2 separate regions of the Homo sapiens genome follow, and region 2 is linked to region 1. The links are chromatin contacts, found by Hi-C or POLR2A ChIA-PET in ENCODE. All regions are on one chromosome and are shown on one strand. The core of a region is the stretch at or near the end of the contact, and the rest is flanking DNA. Distances in the headings are between cores, read along the strand shown. Region 1 overlaps LINC01562 (long intergenic non-protein coding RNA 1562). Region 2 overlaps EPS15-AS1 (EPS15 antisense RNA 1).

Region 1 (2,934 bases), core at 58-2,557:
CTGTACTCTCAGCTACTTGGGAGGCTGAGGTGGGAGAATTGCTTGAATCTGGGAGGCGGAGGTTCCAGGGAGCCGAGATGGCACCACTGCACTCCATCCTGGGTGACAGAGTGAGACCTGTCTCAAAAAAAAAAAAAAAAAAGAGAAAGAGAAGACTGGTAGGCCAAAGGGCATTTTAGAGAGAAAAACACATACAAATATTTGATGAAATGAAAGTTCACTGTGTTCTAAGAATAACATTCAGGGAAGCTGAAATTTAGAGAAAGAACGTGTGTGTGTGTGTGTGTGTGTATGTGTGTGTGTGTTGGGAGGTAGTTTGGGGCCAGTTAATGGAGGACCTTGAATACTAGACAAAGGAGTTTGTACTTGATCCAGTAGGCTGTGAGAGCCACTGAAGTTGTTTTTCTGTTTTTCTTAATCAAGAGAGTCATATGATTAGCTCTGTGTTTTAGAAACAGCAATCTGGTGGCAAGGGGAAATGGACTAATGGAAGAGACTGGAGGCAGAGAAAAGGTAGTTAGGACTCAGTTGCAATGGTCTAATATTGGGGCCTGAACTAGGATGGTGGCCGTGGGAACCAAGGAATGCATGGCCTAGTGCTTATTTTTATAGCGAATGTATATTTTCTATAGGACATTCTATTTTGAAAGATTATTCAATGATGGCTGTTTTTTCTGCTTGGAGAGGCTTGGATTAAAAAGCTCGTTTTTGTAATTTGGAGGGTCAGGAACTCTGCCTACAACTCAGTGGTCCTTCTCACAGAGTAAATCAGATACACTGAGGCTTTACGGGTCAAGGGAAACCTCCCCTCTGCCCTCCAAAGGTTCACTGAAGAATCAGCTCACAAAAGGTAGATTAATTGGAGAAAAGGCATACACATTTATTTAATGTGCATACATGGGGAGAATCATGGGGTGATTGCCCATCCTACAGTGTGATTCAGAAGCTTGTAAGCTATTCTGGCAAAACAGGTTGTGAGAGGGGGAAGAGGAATTCTGTTGAGGGCATTACTAGGGAGAATAAATGAATCAGGGAACAGAGATTAACTTGTACATTATCTTGTGAAGGGGTTGCTTCAGGTGTGGTTACAGTCTTGGTCTTATAGGGAAGGGAAGAAAAAATAATTGTTCCTTTTGGAGAGTCTGGATGTTAGGCAGATAGGGACTTTGGGTGAGACAGTATATGTGCATGTTGGGGGAAGGTCAGAAAGACCTTGAGGCTTCTTCAGTTCAGCATGTCAAAACGCCATATTTTGTGGTATTGGTTTCCTGGCCCCAACATTACCCTGTCAGAAACTTCCCTAGAAGTTTCACACACTAAAAGCTGCCCATATCAGAAGATGGCATCGCAGATGGGCTTTCAAACAGAAGAAAAACAAAGGTTAATGTTTGGTACAATCTATAAACCGGCTTCCTTAGAGTCTGGAGGGCAGTTGGGTGAGTTGTCTGGATGTAAGACTTGAAGCATCTTCAGTTAACGTGGAAGTAGATGCTGGCAATCTGACAGGTTTTTCTTGCCTGCAGTTTGTATGTCACAACATATGAGCTTCAGCCTGGAGGGCCTCAGGAAAAAGACGGTAGCAATTGTATTGCGTCCAAGTCAGAAAAGTGGAAGACAAATTTGGAAACGTTAGTATAGGGACTTGTAACCAGGAAAGAATTTATGATTTCATCCTTACTGTAGGCAAATAACAAAAACTCACAAACAATGAACAGGGCTAGAATCAAATAGTGGGTGGACTATAGATTTCTTCTAAAACATAATTTTTCTTCTAAAACATAATTCTTCTCTCTCTAGTTTCCCATTTTCAGCAAGGATAAATCATAGCAGGACCAATTAATTTGCAAAATAAGTTTTAGTCACAATATACTTGGCCTGATTATTTGCATAAAGTGCAGCAAGAATAGTGATTGGCCATATAGGTTCGTTTAAATTGGCTTTGCTAGAACTTTTTTTTTTGTGAAAGTCTTGCCTGTCACCAGGCTGGAGTGCAGTGGAATGATCTTGGCTCACTGCAACCTCTGCCTACTGGGTTCAAGCGATTCTCCTGCCTCAGCCTCCCAAGTAGCTGGGATTACAGGCATGCACAACCACGCTCCTAAGTTCTGTATTTTTAGTGACAGGGTTTCACCATGTTGGCCAGGCTGATCTCAAACTCCTGGGCTCACCCACCCTGGCCTCCCAAAGTGCTGGGATTACAGGCGCTAGCCACTGTGCTTAGCCAGAAAGTGACATTCTTTTCTTGCTGCGAGAACAGAAAACTTGTAAAGGAGCTGCACAGACAAGGTACCATGTCAGTCTTTCCAGACGTTTTATTAGCTCTATAAAGTCAACTTCTATTCCTTTAAAATATTTTAAAAATTATTTAAAAAGTTATTTGTCTTTTCTTTTCTTTCCTTTTCTTTTCTTTTTGAGATGCAGTCTTGCTCTGTAGCCCAGGCTGGAGTGCAGTGGTGCGATTTCGGCTTGCTGCAGCCTCTACCTCCAGGGTTTAAGCGATTCTCCTGCCTCAGCCTCTGAGTAGCTGGGATTACAGGCACCTGCTACCACACCTGGCTAATTTTTGTACTTTTAATAGAGACAAGGTTTCACCATGTTGCCCATACTGGTCTCGCACTGCTGACCTCACGTGATCTGCCTGCCTTGGCCTCCCAAACTGCTGGGATTACAGGTGTGAGCCACTGCGCCCAGACTTATTTTTCTTTTTGAGACAGGGTCTCACTCTGTCACCCAGGCTGGAGTGCAGTAGCATGATCTTGGTTCACTGCAGCCTCAAACTCCCAGGCTCAAGCGATCCTCCCACCTCCACCTCCTGAGTAGCTGGGACCATAGGCATGCACCACCGTGCTTGGCTATTTTTTACATTTTTTTGTAGAGATGAGATCTCACTTTGTTGCCCAGGCTGGTCTCAAACTCCTGGACTCCCGTGGTAAT
Region 2 (2,913 bases), core at 299-2,798, 320 kb before region 1:
TGAGAAAACATGAGACAAAGCCAAACAGGGGGAGACACTACAGAACACCTGGCCAGTACTCTTTAAAAATGTGAATATCGTGAATAATAGTGAAAGACTGGGGAACTATTCTAGATTAAAGGACACTAAAGAGTTATAACAGGCTAGGTGTGGTGGCTCACACCTGAAATTCCAGCACTTTGGGAAGCAGAGACAGGAAGATCACTTTGAGGCTGAGAATTATAGGCCAGTCTGGGCAACATAACGAGACCCCACCTCTACAAAAATAATTTTTTAAAAAATTAGCCAGGCATAGTGGTGCGTGCCTGCGGTACTAGCTAGCTAGTCTGGAAGCAGGGGTGGGAGGATCGCTTGAGCCCAGGAATTCAAGGTTGTAAGTGAGCTGTAATTGAACCACTGCCCTCCAGCCTGGGTGACAGAGCGCGATCCTGTTTCTAAAAAATAATAATTAAAAGAAAAAAAACCTTTTTAAAAGTCATGACAGTTAAGTATAATGCATTACCTGGATCAGGCACTGGATCAGAACCTGATGGGGGAAAATACTGCTATATAGGACATTATCAGGCCAATTAGTGAAATTTGAGTATGGACTGTATATAAGCACTATGTCAATTTAAAATTTCTGGATTTGATTGTCATACTGAGTGGGTATGTAGGTATATAAGAGAATGTCCTTTTCTCAGAAAATACACATTGAAATATTTAAGGTATTAGGGGTAACTACTGCAATTCAAATGGCTCAGGAAAAAATATACATATCCATGTATATGCATGTAGGCATATGCCCACACATGAGAACTTCTGGGGCATCTGGGAATTCTTTGTAATATTTCTGCAGCTCTTCTGCAAGTTTGAGATTATTTCAAAGTAAAAAGTTAAAAAATAAAGTGTAAAGGTGGGCACGGTGGTTCATGCCTGTAATCCCAGCACTTTGGTAGACAAGGGCGGCGGGGTGGGGGGTTAACATTTGAGGTCAAGAGTTCGAGACCAGCCTGGCCAACATGGTGAAACTCTGTCTCTACTAAAAATATAAAAATTAGCCAGGTGTGGTGGCATCCTCCTATAGTCCCAGCTACTTGGGAGGCTGAGGCAGGAGAATCACTTGAACCCATAGGCAGAGGCTGAAATGAGCCAACATCAGCCCAATGCACTCCAGCCTGGGCGACAGAGTGAGATTATTATTTTGTTTTTAAAAAAAAATAAAAAGTAATAATAATAATAAAGCATAGATGAAGAAATAGAAACAGTATGGAGATAACTCTTTAGAAAATTTCACTGTGAATGGGAGCAGAGAAATGGAGCCAAAAATAGAGTCAGGGTCATAAGATAGCTCTTTAAAGACAGAAGAAACTAGGTTTGTTCACTGATCAGAGAACCAAGGTGGACTTCAGTCTCTCCCTTTCAAGACGAGGGGCTTAGATCAGACATCCTGTAAGGGCCTTTCCACCTCAGGCCCTTTGTGACTCTATGACTCTCCTACCCTCTCCTAGATGCCTAGAGTTCTTCTGAAAACATGTTTTATTCCTTAAACTGCAACCAGGAAAAGACATTTGGGCCACCACCACTTGAGGGCAGTAGAAAATGATGCTGCACGCAATTTGGTGGTTTTATTGTTTTGGCTGCTGGAAGAAAACAAAGGCCTTCACATGATTTACCCTCAAATGTCTTAGGGCAAATAAAGGTCCCGTGAACACACCACTTTTTCCAAATGTTTTAAACAAGAAAAGCCCAAGATAAGTTATAACAGGGGGTTGAGGAGTAAGAGGGTGAGAGGGTCTCACATCTTGAAAAAAGCTGGCACATACTGTAAGTTTAATAAAGAATAACTGATAACAGAAAAATTAGAGCCTGTCAGAATTGAAAGGGATCCTAGAGGAGGATGAATAGAGCCCCTTCGTTTTATAGGCAGGACCCTGGGTCCAGAGGAGAGAAGGGGCTTGCCCAAAGACACAGTGACATGGTAGAGAAATTAATGGTTTCAATACTTATCTGGCTAGCCTGTGAAGAGAGAGATTCTGATATTTTCAAATGACATAATAAACGTCACTTGCAAAAAGCGTGGCCCCATCACTGGTATTGGTACTGAGTTCTGAAAACACTGTGACAACACAGTTGTGAGGCTGTGTCTCTTGTGGCTTCCTCTCCCTGGGAGGATCTGACTGTTCACCTTTAATTCTTATCCACTTCAACGGGTCTGAATGCCCTGGACAGCATAGTTCTGATCCTATCCAACCCACTCCTCACCCCTTTCTGAGAGGAGCTTCAGACTGCTGAGGGATCTTAGACTTTCCTACCAACATCAGGGGATGAAGTTGAAGGCCATTTGGAAAAAAAAGTGAATGAGCATGTGACAGAACATTATTTGGAAAGAAACAACATTATCATTGCCATAGAGGGGAGATGATCTTAAAAAGACAATCAGAAAATCCAAAGCATAAAACTTCCCTAATATGACTTAAGGACATGATGGAGAATAAAATTACTAGACTGTTCAAAACAAAAAAACCAGTATGACTTCATAACATGATAAACAGCTGGGAGCATTTTTTTTTTTTTGAGATGTAGTCTCACTCTATCGCCCAGGCTGGAGTGCAGTGGCACGATCTCAGCTCACTGCAAACTCCTCCTCCCGGGTTCAAGTGATTCTTGTGCCTCAGCCTCCTGAGTAGCTGGGACTACAGCATGTGCCACCACTCCCCGCTAGTTTTTATATTTTTAGTAGAGATGGGGTTTCACCATGTTGGTCAGGCTAGTCTCGAACTCCTGACCTCATGATCCACCTGCCTCGGCCTCCCAAAGTGCTGGGATTACACGTGTGAGCCACTGCGCCCAGTCAGCATCAATTATTTAGAATAATAACCTCTAACCCCTAACCTCAGTATTATCTATTCCTCTGCAAAAAAAAAAAAAAAA

The links. A loop is a pair of places that touch in the nucleus more often than their neighbours do. ChIA-PET counts read pairs that join two places held with the same protein, here RNA polymerase II (POLR2A). Pooled maps may share reads with other maps.
Region 2: a pooled map shows a loop between it and region 1 (2.0-fold over the local background). The contact joins two enhancer-like sites. A Hi-C loop is called at or near these places in 1 of 50 pooled maps. POLR2A ChIA-PET finds 5 or more read pairs at or near these places in 3 of 52 experiments (HEK293T, K562 and common myeloid progenitor, CD34-positive).

The regions. Positions count from the first base shown.
Region 1 is chr1:51,213,389-51,216,322 of GRCh38, reverse strand. The region is part of intron 1 of LINC01562 (long intergenic non-protein coding RNA 1562); the gene reads left to right. Among named protein-coding and RNA genes, the nearest start is that of LINC01562, 20 kb to the left of the region's middle. Within about 2 kb of position 1,307, at least 7 of the 41 ENCODE cell types and tissues checked have a DNase peak (open chromatin) inside an H3K27ac peak, as active enhancers do.
Region 2 is chr1:51,533,847-51,536,759 of GRCh38, reverse strand. All of the region lies in intron 1 of EPS15-AS1 (EPS15 antisense RNA 1), which reads right to left. It also overlaps a transcript of OSBPL9 not described here. Among named protein-coding and RNA genes, the nearest start is that of EPS15, 16 kb to the right of the region's middle. Within about 2 kb of position 1,548, at least 6 of the 41 ENCODE cell types and tissues checked have a DNase peak (open chromatin) inside an H3K27ac peak, as active enhancers do.